2 separate regions of the Homo sapiens genome follow, and region 1 is linked to region 2. A link is a contact called in ENCODE Hi-C or POLR2A ChIA-PET data. All regions are on one chromosome and are shown on one strand. The core of a region is the stretch at or near the end of the contact, and the rest is flanking DNA. Distances in the headings are between cores, read along the strand shown. Region 1 holds the start of SLC66A1 (solute carrier family 66 member 1). Region 2 overlaps CAPZB (capping actin protein of muscle Z-line subunit beta).

Evidence for each region. A loop is a pair of places that touch in the nucleus more often than their neighbours do. ChIA-PET counts read pairs that join two places held with the same protein, here RNA polymerase II (POLR2A). Pooled maps may share reads with other maps.
Region 1: a loop to region 2 is called in a pooled map, with 6 times the contacts of the local background. The contact joins the promoter of SLC66A1 here to the enhancer-like site in region 2. A Hi-C loop is called at or near these places in 5 of 37 single-sample maps with no recorded cell type and 7 of 50 pooled maps. POLR2A ChIA-PET finds 5 or more read pairs at or near these places in 1 of 52 experiments (WTC11).

What each region holds. Positions count from the first base shown.
Region 1 is chr1:19,310,298-19,317,085 of GRCh38, reverse strand. SLC66A1 (solute carrier family 66 member 1) reads right to left here and starts at 4,760. Exons shown (of 8, transcript NM_001040125.2): 1 at 4,197-4,760. AKR7A2 (aldo-keto reductase family 7 member A2) reads left to right here and starts at 4,942. Exons shown (of 7, transcript NM_003689.4): 1 at 4,942-5,259. The coding sequence starts at 4,962. RefSeq lists enhancers at 1,057-1,226, 1,138-1,637, 4,852-5,351 and silencers at 4,451-4,540, 4,621-5,260.
Region 2 is chr1:19,453,955-19,461,266 of GRCh38, reverse strand. All of the region lies in intron 1 of CAPZB (capping actin protein of muscle Z-line subunit beta), which reads left to right. Among named protein-coding and RNA genes, the nearest start is that of CAPZB, 28 kb to the left of the region's middle. RefSeq lists enhancers at 1-359, 6,145-6,324. Within about 2 kb of position 1,431, at least 9 of the 41 ENCODE cell types and tissues checked have a DNase peak (open chromatin) inside an H3K27ac peak, as active enhancers do.

The DNA of each region.
Region 1 (6,788 bases), core at 3,511-6,010, 150 kb after region 2:
GTTCATCTAATTTAAAGCAGGTTGTAGCCACGAATGATGGCTCATGCCGGTAATCCCCACAATTTGGGAGGCCAAGGCGGGAGGACAGCTTGAGCCCAAGAGACTGAGACCAGCCTGGCAGCCTGGGCAACATAACAAGACCCCATCTCAAAAAAAAAAAAAAAAAAAAAAAGAGGTGACAGAGCAAGACTCCCTCTAAAAAAAAAAAGAAAGAAAGAAAGAAAGAAAAAGAAAAGAAAAGAAATACAAAAATTAGCCAAACATGGTGGTGTGCACCTCTGGTCCAAGCTACTCAGGAGGCTGAGGTGGGAGGATCACTTGAGCCCAGGAGGTACAGGCTATAGAGAGCCATGATCACACCAATGCACTCCAGCCTGGATGACAGAGCAAGACCCTGTGTCAAAACAACAACAAAATAAGGGCTGGGCACTGTGCCAGCACTCTAGGAGGCTGAGGTGGGAAAGATTACTTGAGCCCAGGAGTTCGAGAACAGGCTGGGCAACGCTGTCTCCATGAAAAATTCAAAAATTAGCCAGGTGTGGTGGCACACGCTTGTAGTCCCAGCTAGCTACTCAGGAGGCTGAGGTGGAAGAATCGCTTGAGCCCAGGAAGTGGAGGTTGCAGAGCAAGCCATGATCATGCCACTGCACTCCAGCCTGGGCGACAGAGCTGAACCCTGTCTTAAAAGAAAACACACACACACACACACACACACACACACACACACACACAAACCATAAAGAGTTGCCCCACACAGATGAGGCAAGTGGAGAAGAGGAGCAAGGGATCCCCGGGGTTGCATGAATGACAAGGACTCAAGTTTGGGACGATGCAGCCTGTATTCTCCCAGGAGCTCACAGAGTGTGGGGGGGATGCCTAACAGCAGGGAGTCCACAGCCACCTCCCCACCGTCACAATGACAAAGCCAGAATATGGCTGATCGCAGGGGTGGGCAGGGCAGGCCTCTCCCGCTACCCGGGCACCCTGGACAGTGAGTAGAGCAGTCATTGCCTGCGTGACACCTTAGAGGAGGGAGGGAAAGTGAGGCTCGGCTGGGCCATCTCCATCAGTGATCATCACCACAGCTCGGACCGGTGAGCCAAGCATCCTGCATGCACTCATGTTGCATCTTCCCAGCAACTATGAAGTGGGGACCACTGATATCCACAAGGAGCCTGAGCCAGAGTGCGGAAGTGATGTGCCAGCGCCACCCAGCCAGGAAACTACAGAGTCAAACCCAAGACTCAGACCTACACCCCTGCTCATAGCCACCTGCCACACCACCCGCCTCAGGTCCATCTGTCACCAGCGAAGCAGAAGACTTCTGTGGCTCGAGAGAGAGAGAGGGAGAGAGGGAGGGAGAGAGAGAGACAGAGAAGCCTCTGTGGTCTGGCATGACTGCACAGCCAGAAAGTGGGCTTCCTCTTTTTTCCCTGTGCTCAGAGGGGATTTCCTCATCCAGGTGGGGGCTGTCTCTAGCTGCCTTCATTCCCACTTGTGTCAGGAGGCCTGGGCTCCCCAGCTAGTCCCTGGCTGGCCCCACGGAACTGCTGAGGACACAGAGACCAGGGAGCACCGGGAGGGAAAGGAAGTGAGTCAGCACCTCCTCTCAGGAAGCCGTAGACCCTCAGCCCTAATGTGACTCGCTGTGGGCAGAGACCCTGGACCTAAAGGTAAGGGTGCCCCAGGTCACTGTCAGCCCAGCTCACTGGACTACCTCCAGGGCCTGGCACAGGCAGGGAGGCTGAAAGCCTCTTCCCTGTGTCTTCGTGGCCCACCTGGGGGACCATCAGCACAGATGATGTTGGAAGCCTTCACCTGATGCTCCATCTCCGGCCCCTGAAAGGCCACTCCAAATTAACATATAGTCCAGGTGTGGCCGGGCGCAGTGGTTCACACCTGTAATCCCAGCACTTTGGGAGGCCAAGGCAGTTGGATCACTTGAGCTCAGGAGCTGGAGAACAGCCTGGCCAACATGGTGAAACACCATCTCTATCAAAAATACAAAAATTAGCCAGGCGTGGTGGGTGCGTGCCTGTAATCCCAGCTACTCAGGAGGCTGAGGCAGGAGAATCACTTGAACCCAGGAGGCAGAGGTTGCAGTGAGCTGAGATCGCGCCATTGCACTCCAACTGGGTGACAGAGCAAGACTCTCAAAAACAAAACAAAACACAAACAAACAAAAAAAAAACCATATAGTCCAGGTGAGAACTACACGTTTGCAAGGCCAAAGGCATTTCAAATCAAGTCCTCATGTTCTCAGCCACCACTGCCAACTGGGGTGCACCCCCACACCCCCTTGCAGAGTCTGAACACAAGGCTGCAGCTCATCCACTGCCATCCTCACCACTCCCCAGCAAGGTTGGGTATACTGTGCTCATTTGACAGGTGAGGCTGAGCAGCCCTGGAAGTGAATTAACCTGCCTGAGCCTGTCCATAAAATGGGGCTAACGACACTCACTCCTTGGGGCAGCTGCCCTGACTAAATGCACATAAAGCTCTCAGCCCTGTGCCTGACAACACATGGCAGCGACTGTTTTCAGGATGAGAGTCCAGCATCTCAACCACCTTGGGGACTCTCCCTCTCATTTCCCCCTTTCCCCAGGTTAGGGAGGAAATGAAATGGACACATCTCAGCATGTGTGTGTTGGGGGGTTGTCTCGAGGAAGGTACCTTGGTTTATGGCCCCTGCGGCCTCTCTCTCACTTCCCCCTTTCCCTAGGTTAAGGAGGAAATGAAATGGATGCACCCCAGTATGCGTGCGTGTTGGGGAGTTGTCTTGAGGAAGGTACCTTGGTTTATGGATCCAGGATACTGGGTGGGTGTCCCCCTGACCTTGGACAGGACCCATGTGCAATGTGGAGCTCGGGACACTCTGAGACACACCTGATCCCTGAACAGAAAGGCCTGGCTCTGAGGGCCATCCTGCGTAGTTCCTGTCACCTAGAAGCCAGGCATGGGCCCACATCCTGTTCAAACAGCTCTGAGCAAATGGATGTCCAAGGTTGCAATGGAGCTTGACCTCACCTGCAGGGATGGGAAGGACCCCAGAAGCGGTACCCTGGAATCACCCTTGGAGGGTGCATGTTCAAAATTTGGAGTCAGTGCACCTGGGCTGGGGCTTAGAGATTCTGGGTTTAAGAAGCCCTCCAGCGATTCTGCTCCATCTAGTGCACTTTGAGAAAGGTTGGGCTGGAGATGACATCTCCTGCCACACCCAAACTCCTCTCCCTGATCCCAAGCTGAGTCAGGGTGCTTCGGGCACATGATCACAGCCAATCATGTGTCCACCTTTGTCTACAGGATGAAGTCCAAATTACCTGAGGCTAGGCCTCAAGTTACTCCAAGAACTGCCCTCCCAACCTTATCTCCTGCCTCCTGACCCACGTCTTCAGTCATTTCAGGTCTCCAGGCTTCTGCACGTGCCATCTCTTCCCCTAGAAGTGTCCTGCTCCCCTTCAAGGGCCTGGTCATGAGATAAGAAGACTCACTTCTAAATTGCCCTTTCAAAGATGCCCCATGAGAGCTGGCTGGACAGGACCTTCCACCTCCTCCTCTCCCCTTGTCCACACACCTGAAGAACGCTACCACCGTCCTCTGCGACCACTGTCTTTGAAACGTACTCTCCCCACCCTGGGTTGTGCATTTCTTATTCTCCAGGTGTAAACACACCTAGAGGTTCAGCAAATGTTGAGAGACAGTGAGAGAAAGAGAGAGGTAGAGAGAAGGACAGAGTGAAGAAGAGAGGAAACGGGTGAGAAAGGAGAAAGGGTGGAAGAGAGAGAAGAGGAAGGAAAGGAGAAAGGAAGGGGAGAAAGCTGTGAGCTCGAACAGCCCAGGGTTGAGGAGAAAAGCACTCTGGAACAGACCTGCCCGATGCCTACCAGTCTGGAACTCAAGTGATTGAGCTTCGTAGTTCTCATCTGAAAAGTAGGGGAATAATGCAATACCCACCACCTAGGCTGACTGCAGAGTTAAATGAGACAATCCAGGCCAAGCGATTACAAGGGTGCCTGGCACTGGCACTCAACACCAACAGCCCAAAATGACTATTATTTGTTCTCATTGTAGCCCCTCCAGCGTCCGGGCACACAGGCGCCTTCAGTAAGCGTTGATTAGACATGACCTGTGACCCAGGCCCGGGACCCCTCACACTTCCAGACTCAGACTCTCCATTTACACGTTTGGAAACCTACCCTAAGCACGGCGTGGGAGGAGGCAGTGTAGGCCCTCGGTCCCTGCAGACCTGGGGAGATTGTGGAGGGAGGAGCGTCCCAGCTCGGGGCTACCACCCACTCCAGGCCTCGGCGTCCTCGGCCACAGCTCCCTCCTGGTGACTCAGCCCGGCGCGGGCCGCCTGTTTGGAGGGATAATGATAGGACAGCTGCTGGGGCCAGCGCCGCGAGGGCCCCTCGCCCGGCCGGCCCGGGAAAAACGAAGCCATCAGATGCCAAGGGGCCGGTCGGCCGGGGCAGGGCAACTCCTGGCCAGGCCAGCTCGAGAGGCCGCGCTGGTCGCCTTTGAGGTGGGGGGCCACTGGCTGCGGATTCCCGAGGGCCACCCAGTCCCGGCCCGGAGCCTCGTCCCACGATATCGCGCCACAAGGAGGGCGCAGGAGCCGGGACAGTCCAGCGGCCGGAGGAGAGGGCTGGAAGGATGTGGCAGGGAAGCCCAGGAGCCCCGACCCCCAGCCGTGAAGTTTGCCACCTGCCCCCGGTCCGGCTCACCACGTCCAGATCCGCCGCCAGGGCCCAGCTTCTGGGTCAAGGCCCGCCGGGTCAGCTGACCGCGCGCCACCGCCCCCGCGGGAACCGCAGGCCCCGCCCCCACGCCGCGCGCTGGGCTGACCGGGCCTGGAGGCGCCGCTGGGGCCGCGCCTGTTGTCCCCGCCCCCAACTGCCTCCGCGCTCCTCCCCGGCATGGGCGGGGCCCCCGGCTCCCAACGCGCAGGCGCCGCTGCTATGCTGAGTGCCGCGTCTCGCGTAGTCTCCCGCGCCGCCGTCCACTGCGCGCTTCGCTCTCCGCCGCCCGAGGCCCGCGCGCTCGCCATGTCCCGGCCACCGCCACCGCGGGTCGCCTCGGTGCTGGGCACCATGGAGATGGGGCGCCGCATGGACGCGCCCGCCAGCGCCGCGGCCGTGCGCGCCTTTCTGGAGCGCGGCCACACCGAACTGGACACGGCCTTCATGTACAGCGACGGCCAGTCCGAGACCATCCTGGGCGGCCTGGGGCTCGGGCTGGGCGGTGGCGACTGCAGAGGTAACAGTAGCTGCAGATCCTCCCCATGCATCGTGTAGAGCTGAGCCTGTCCCCAGCCGTGCACCACCCCGCTCGGGCCCGGCCGCGGGCAGCACCGACGGATTCGTCCCTCGCTCCCCACCCCAGGTCCACCCCGCAGCTCTGGGAACCCCGGGACAACTAGACAGTGCTTTGCCCTGACTCCTTTCCCCCACTCTCCTTCCCTTGGGAGTTGCAGCGCGAGAGTCTCCCCCCAGCCTGGTCTGACCCATCGCTTCCCACCTCCATTGATGCCCCCGCCTCCAAACCTGCCAGGTGCCCACAACCGGTCCCCACCCAGGCTCTCCCCCTTTTCTCTACCCCTTCGTTACCATCATCACGCATGCACACCCTGGGCACCCTTTTCTCATCCTGGCCTTTTCTTAACCACTAGAATTTGACCTGTGCAGCTGGCAGTACCTCTGCCTCTCTCAGGGAGAACTGTGGCGATGCCGTAAGGCTGGCTGGGAGAGTAGGAGTGTTAGGGAGTGCGGACGGGTCAGGGTGTAGGGACTTTCTATCCACTCTATGCCAGGCTTTGACTTGGGGCCATAGGAGGGAAAGTGATTCCAGCCCTCCACAGGGAGTTCAGAGTCTAATGAGGAAGATTGAAGTAATGATTGCTGGAGAGCCCAGAAGAGAGAGTACTTTAGGGAGCTGCAGGCCGGGGAGAGGCACTAGGGAAGGCTCAGCAAATGCTGGATGGAGCTCAGCCTTAAAGGCTCAATGGTAGGTTGGAGGAGAACAAGAGAAAGGAACATTAGAGTCTGTGCAAAGACTTGGTTTGGAAATGCAATGTGCGTGATGTGTGAAAGGAAGGCCACTGGGCAGGTGGGGCTTGAGTGGAGGATGGAGGGGACTGTCCCTCGTGAGCCTGGTGCCCTTGATAGCCCTTGGGAGGGTGCCTGGCACTCAGTGAGGGCCCAGGGAACGTGGGCTGTTACCCTTACCATGCTTCACCCACTGGACTATCCTGAGGCTGTTGCTCCCCACCCCTGAGGAGAGGTTCTCTCTGGGTCCTCCTGAGTCATAGCGCTTGGGGGGTCGGGGGGAAAAGAGGGCAAATGTGAATCTCAGGCCCACGCTGTTTCTAGTTCACCTGGCTGCATGTTGTTGTTTTTGTTATTATTATTATTTGAGACGGAATCTTGCTCTGTCACCCAGGGTGGAGTGCAATGGCACGATCTCAGCTCACTGCAACCTCTGCCTCAGCCTCCCAAGTAACTGGGATTACAGGTGCACACGGCCACGCCCAGCTAATTTTTGTATTTTTAGTAGAGATGGGGTTTCACCATATTGGCCAGGCTGGTCTTCAACTCCTGACCTCAAGTGATCTGCCCACCTCAGCCTCCCAAAGTGCTGGGATTATAGGTGTAAGCCACCACGCCCGGCCACGTTACATACTATTAATAATGAAGATTTTGTTCCTGAGTTGGTTTTTCTTCTCTAACCCTTCCCCGCTTCCGTCTTTGGGGCCAGGAGCTCACTGAACCAAAGTCCTCAGGCCAGGC
Region 2 (7,312 bases), core at 182-2,681:
TTGGACCTGAAAGTGGGCTCCACCCCCTGCTTACTAGCTGGGTGACCTTGTGCAAGTCCCTTCACCTCTCTAAGCCCATATGAAGATCCATTCTCCCATCCACTAACAATACTTCTGGAGGCTCAGCCCATGAGCCACGTGCTGTGCTGGAACCCGCCCCTCCCCCCCCCGCCCCCGCCCAGGGGTGAATAAGAGACAGCTGCTCTGCCTACTTGAAGCTTGCATCTGAGTGAAGATGAACTTTCCTTTCCCAGCCTTGAGAGAGGGAGGCTGAGCTCAGTAGCTCAGCTCCTGGGTTGGTTTTGAACAGTAAATGATCTAGGTACCTGGCCAGCACAGCTCCTGGTGCCCCTTTCCTGAAGGCTAACAATGCAGTTCAAATTATATGCTTATGCATGTTCAGAACACAGTAGACATCATGTGTCGGTGGGTGTTGAGCTGGGGTCCCTGGCTGCCTGTTGCTCTTAAGGAGTGATACAGCCATCCTCCCCTATCCGTGGGGAATGTGTGCCAAGACCCCGAGTGGATGCCTGAAACTGCGGTTAGTACCGTTGATCAGAACTTGGTGGCTCATGCCTGTAATCCCTGCACTCTGTGATGCTGAGGTGGGTGGATCGCTTGAGCTCAGGAGCTTGAGACCAGCCGGGGCAACATCTCCACCAAAAATACAAAAAAAAAAAAAAAAAAAAAAAGCCTGGGCACAGTGGCTCACGCCTGTAATCCTAGCACTTTGGGAGGCCGAGGCAGGTGGATCACGAGGTCAAGAGATCGAGACCATCCTGGCTAACACGGTGAAACCTGTCTCTACTAAAAATACAAAAAATTAGCCGGGCGCGGTGGCGGGCACCTGTAGTCCCAGCTACTCGGGAGGCTGAGGCAGGAGAATGGTGTGAACCCGGGAGGCAGAGCTTGCAGTGAGCTGAGATCGCGCCACAGTGCTGTAGCCTGGGCGACAGAGCGAGACTCCGTCTCATAAAAAAACAAACAAACAAAAAACCAATACTGTTCATGTCTTCCACTCACAAATTTAATGCCTTTTCCATCTTAACTAAGCACTTACTACACACTGTGGCTGTAACTTTTGCAGTTTGAGGTGTGACAGTAAAACTAGCATTTATTTTTCCTTCACAATTTTACAGATAGAAGGTTTGTTCTTACTGTAGATCTTAGTAACCTCAGCATACAGTTTTTTTTCGTTCCTTATTAGATCAAGAACTTTCACCTTTTCACTTAAAGGAAGCATTTGGCAACTTCTCTTTGGGATAATGGAATTGACAGCATCACTACTCTTGCGCTTTGGGGCCATTATTAAGTCAGATAAGGGTGACTTGAACACAAGGACTGCAACTGTGTGATCACTAAGAAGGCAACTACGTGACTATGGGGTGGGCGGTGTAGACAGTGGATTCACTGGATAAAGGGATGATTTACGTCTGGGGCGGTACAGCAGGATGTCATCATGCTACTCAGAGCCGTGGGAAATTTTGAACTTCTGAATTGTTCATTTCTAGAGTTTTTCACTTAATATTTTCAGACCACTGTTGACTGTGGGTAATTGAAACTGCAGAAAGTGAAACTGCAGGTAAGGGGGACTGTTTTACTCTTCTTCAACCAAGTGGAAGGGTGGACGATGTGGCTAAAGCTCCCAGCACAGTGCCCGGCCCACAGTGGCTGTCCGGGTACTGGCATTTCTTTCTCCCAGCCCCTATCCCGTTTTTTGGATGAAGAAATTCTACCCCAGGTGTGGGGGCTGAGAGGCTGAGCAAGGCGTGGTAGAAGGTTTTAAAAAAATCAATCAAAGCAGGTCTCCTATTTTCTCTCTTTAAAAATATTTTAATCTCCGAATTGTCTTTCTGCCTGCAAAAGTAATGCTTATTTTATTTAAATAACACAGAACTTTAACAACTTTAACGACTTTTCATTCTACCCCTGAGATACTGCTAAGACTTTGATAGACATTTGTTGAGGTGTTTTCTGTGCCTGTGTTTGAATGATTTTTAAATGGCTCTACCCATACAGGTGGTTGTTCAGCCTGTTCTTTTCAGTGTGTTCTTTCCATCCTTTTTACTTTGTTGAGTAAAATTAGCCTTGTCCTCAGGCCAGCAAAGGGAAGCAAACATCCTTTAAGACTCTGGCCTGGAAAAATGGGACCTGGTTGAAGGTGGAGGAGGCCTTTGGAAGGGCAGGCAGGCGGGAGGGTCAGGCCCGTGGGGTGGCACTTTCCCTACCACACCTTCCTGCCAACGGTCTCCTGCCAACAGACTTTGCCTGCTGGCTTTCCTGACCTGGTGAGCTGTTTCTGCCCTTCGAATGTTCCACATGGAGGTGCCCTCTCCACCTAGTAGTTAAAAAGGAGAAGCCTGCCTGCATTTTTCAGAATTGGGCTTAAATGTGGTGAAACTGACTTTGGTCATTTTGTTTCTGTCCGTTGCTTCACACCTTAGAAGGATTTCTCTCCTTTTTGGATTACAGAATTCTGAGGACTGCTTTTAGACCACTCTATTTGTGTGTCACATGTGTTTACAGATCTGTCCTTAGACATTGAAGAGGGGTGGTAGCGCAGAGCAGGGGCAGATACTGTGAACATCTAAAGTTATTAAACCTTGCATAAGGCTGGGCATGGTGGCTCACGCCTGTAATCCCAGCACTTTGGGAGGCTGAGGCGAGCGGATCACCTGAGGTCAGGAGTTAAAGACCAGCCTGCCCAACATGGCGAAACCCCGTCTCTACTAAAAGTACAAAAAATTAGCCAGGCTTGGTGGCAGGCACCTGTAATCCCAGCTACTTGGGAGGCTGAGGCAGGAGAATCACTTGAACCCGGGAGGTGGAGGGTTGCAGTGAGCTGAGATCGCACCACTGCACTCCAGCCTGGGCAACAGGAGTGAAACTCCGTCTCAAAATTAAGCAAACAAACAAAACAAAACAAAACTTGGATAAATACTTTCATAAAAGTATTAAAGCTTTCATAAAAATACTTTCATAAAAGTATTAAAACTTTCAAAAAATATTATGTTGACCCATGTGAAAGTGCCACTTGTGTAGGTCAGAAATGGCTGTGTGTTGGCAATTTCATGTAGTTCAACTTAATAAAGCATCATTGTGGAAAGCTCAGATCACAGAAGGAAAAAAGTCACTTGCACCAGTTTAGTGTTTTTTTTTTTTTTTTTGGCAACTCCTTTTATTTCTTATATACATGAGGTTTTTGATTAGTTGTGGTCATAGGCTACATATAATTATTCATCTTCCTTTTTAAAAATTATTATGACCTAAGACTTTTCCCACATTATCAGGAAGTCCTTACAACCATCATTGCTTACTGGCTGTTTACTCCTTAAACATCAGATGGCAGGGGGGTAACTTCCCTGATGTTGCCCTTTAGGTTTTTTCCAGTTGTTGTTGTTTTTCTTTTTTTTCCTTATAAGCGATGTCACAGTGACTGGTCCTTCTGAAGTGGTTTCTGTGTTTGGATTCCCAGGAGTAACGTTACCGTGCCACAGTATGAACACTTTTACAGCTCTTGACAAATTCTGCCAAGTTGCTTTCCAAAGTGTCAGGCCGATTCATAACACCGTCCGCAGTGTGAGCATCAGGTTATTGCTTCTTTGTTAACACTGGGCGCTTTTCTCCCTTAATTTCTAATTTAGTCAGCAGTACATCGTCCCTCATTTTTCACTTGTATGTCTTCACTTGGCAAAGTTGAATATTTTTGTGCATATGTGTTTGCGGGTTGCAATGTCATTTCTCTCCACCTTTGAGCCATGTGCTTAAATATGCTTGTACCAAATTAGAGAATTATCAGTACATAGTATTGTAAGAGCTCCTCAAGCATGCGGTGGATCACACAGTGCCCTCTGAGCCAGCCTGTGCGCCATTGTTTGGGGAATTAAAGGTGCCTAATTAGTGCGATCAAGCCCGGAAGCGAGCACTGCGGACCTTGTCTGTAGTCTCTGGGGCCCACTGGTGATGTCTGTGTCATCTTCTACCTTCAACTGTGCTGTGAACCCAGTTGAAATTTGATCACATTACAGTATGGCTAAGGGGCCTAATCAGCCGTAAACCTCAGGAAATTCAAAAATTAGAGAGTCCATTAATCCCAAGGCCCCTCCCTTTGTGAGTGTCTCTAATTCCCCTTTGGTTTGCTCGCTTTTCCCGCTGTGCTTTAGTTCCAACAAGACTTGGGTAGAATGACTGCCTTTTTTCTGGAACTTCCTGCCTTTCTGGGGTTAACCCTAACCCTTTAGGCTACCCTCCAACACACACAGAGCTAATCTCTAAGTAATAGTTTGGAATGCTGGTCCATTTCCTGGATGAAAATCTTCAAGAGTGCCCTGCTCAAATGAGTATAATGACCTTTATTAGTGCTCTTACCATCTTCTGTCCTGGAGGAATACAGATGACCCATGCAACAATACCTTTTGCTGAAGTTGTGTTTGAGATTTAAGCATCATCTTCCCTTCTCCCTTTATAACATTATTGGGTTTTTGTTAGGTTTGGGATTCCTGTGATCTGAGCAGCCCCTGCCATCGGCCGCTCTGTTTGCCTTTCCCAAATAGACTCCATGGGCAGCCCCAGTGAAATAGTCTGTTCGAGGATGTCACGTTGTGGGATGGTCTGATCCTTAAAGACAGGCTGGGTCTGTGGGCTGGAGTATTCTTGCTCTGAATTTTTTTCTGTACGGGGGAATCGTGCATGGGTAGGGGGATAGTTCTGCATTCCATGTGAGGCAGTCGATGAACCAAGAACACCTACGTTGAAGGGAACCCAAGACTGGGATATTGAGGCTAACGCTGGAAAGATGGTCCTGTTGTATACCAGTCTCTGTGTGAAACCAGAGATTATCTTGTGGGATTTATTTTTTTAAAAAACTAGTTTCCAATGGAATACCTGATCCTGGCTTGGATTTGCACCTGACCCTCTTCTTAGAGGTGTCATTAGTATTCAGATTATTTTAAAATTTCTTTTGTTTACTTCTCAAAGCTCTTGCTTCTCTCTTCAATGTGTTCTGTTTACTATAGCAGCAGATTGTTGGTTGCCCTTAAAATTATGAGCCTTGTGGACCGGGCCTGGTGGTTCACACCTGTAATTTCAGCACTTTGGGAGGCCAAGGCAGGCACATCACTTGAGGCCAGGAGTTCAAGGCCAGCCTGGCCAACATGGCAAAACTCCATCTCTACCAAAAATGCAAAAATTAGCCAGACATGATGGTGCGCGCCTGTAGTCCCAGCTACTTGGGAGGCTGAGGCAGGAGAACCGCTTGAACCCAGGAGGCAGAGGTTGCAGAGCTGAGATCGTGCCACTGCACTCCACCCTGGGCAACAGAGTGAGACTTGGTCTGAAAAACAAATAAACAAGAGCCTTGCATATAAGAATCTTATAAAATGTAGGAAACTGGCCCTTGTTTTTCCTGTGTATATAACTTGCTTGAGATTGTGACCTATTCATGGCTTAGAAAGGAAGTGTATGTGTTGTAGCCTGTGGTACTGGATGTGGCAGTGTCCATGGACCTCTGAGTCTGCCAGCTCTTTTGGAAGGACCTGAGATGAGTGACAATTGGCGTCAGGGCCAATCTCATCTCTTTGTAGCTCCTCAGTGATTTTTATCAAGCAGGATGCAAATCCAAAGGCCCACAGTGGCTGGTAGATAAGAGTAAATAGGCCAGGTCAAGAGACCCAAGATGCGGCAGGGACTGTGACGGATTGGAGGGCACTTGCTGTGGGCATCCCGCTTGTTGGAAACCACTAGCGTGTGACAGGACAGACCATGTGTGTTGAGAAATAATAGTCCCAGCCTTAATGAGGCCAGTGGGGACCAGCAAGGGAGGCCTGCATGTCTTATCCATCACGTGGCCACCCAGCGATCTTCTCTCATCGTCCTCTTCTAGAAAGTAAAGTTTAATTTTATTTTTTGAGTTAAGAAATAAAAATGGAAATAGACTCTCTCTCTATGGGATCCCAGGAGCCCTGTGTTAGCATTTGCTGATGTGGAATCGTTTTGTTAACCATACTCCACCTTATTCACCCACACTCAGCACAGCCAGGCCTTTCATATTTTTTAGATGGACCCCTTTGTTTCCCCTTAACCCAGGAACCCTTGCCTGCTCCCGGGACGGGAGGCATGAATTGTCTCTGTCTGCCACTCCTGGGGGTGTCTCAGAGCTTGTCCTGCTCTGTCTCCACAGCCAGGCTGCCTGCAGGGTTCCAAGCCCTCCGGGCCCTCCGCATCCTGGCTGCTTGGACTGCAATTTGGCTTCCTCTTTGCGGGACCGGTGTCCTGTGAATTCAGCTGTAACTCACCCACTCAGCCCCTCTTCCTTCCCTTTACCAAGAGTTTATCTTTCCTTTATGGCTCCTGCTGATGTCTGCAGTTTCTCAGCAGAGGCACTTTCATGCTGCAGTGGGCATTTTAAACATCATTTAGATGAACGGAACAGTAATTTTCTGATGTGTCACCCAGAAATGGTTCTGCCTTTGCCTCACAGCCTCTAAGCTCTACTCCTTGAATGAGTATTTGTAAGTATTAATAGTTTAGAGAAGATCGTGACAATTGCTTTCTGAAATGAGTTAGTGAAGCCTTTGGCATTACAGTACAGACTGCGAGCTTGCACTCAGGCAGCCTAGATTTCCTGCTTGGCAGCTCTGTGGCCCTAGGCAAGTCCCTCAGGTCACTGAGCCTCGGTTTCCACAATTGTCATTTGGGATGATCGTGTGTGACTCAGAGGGTTGTTGTAAGGACCAAGTGAGGAATGTGCATAAATGTGCCACTACTCTAAGCGCTCAGGAGTGACTCTTAGGACTCTTATATAACTTTCCAAAATAAAAGCAGCAGGAAAGCCCTCCAAATATCATTTGCTTGACTTTCTCTGGAAAAGAGTTTTAAAGATCAGGATGCAGATATTATGGGGTAACATAGGGGACCTGATGGGACAAACTTGCTCTTTGGGGTTTACATCTTACGTGGCCAGCATTTCATTCTTCAGCCCACCTGAGGGACTGCCTTAGCCTACCTGTGAGTGCAGGTGTGAATTATCAGCACTGCAGGGATGGCGCTACTCATGGCCAGTCTTGCCTGCCTTTTATTGTAGGGTTTTCTAGCCAAGGCTTCCTTGAACTGCAGTTATTCCTGAGCTTTTATTCAGGACCTCCTGTTGGAGGGCCTGAGCCTGGAGAAACCTAAGATGTGATGCCTGCCCTCCAGGAGCCCTGGCCACTCTGGGGGATGAGTCTGTAGCCTTCTACAACTCCAGGAGGCAGCGCACTTAGGGGAGGGTTGAAATTGCAGACGCTGCAGCTGGCTGCCTGGGCGTGAGTCCCAA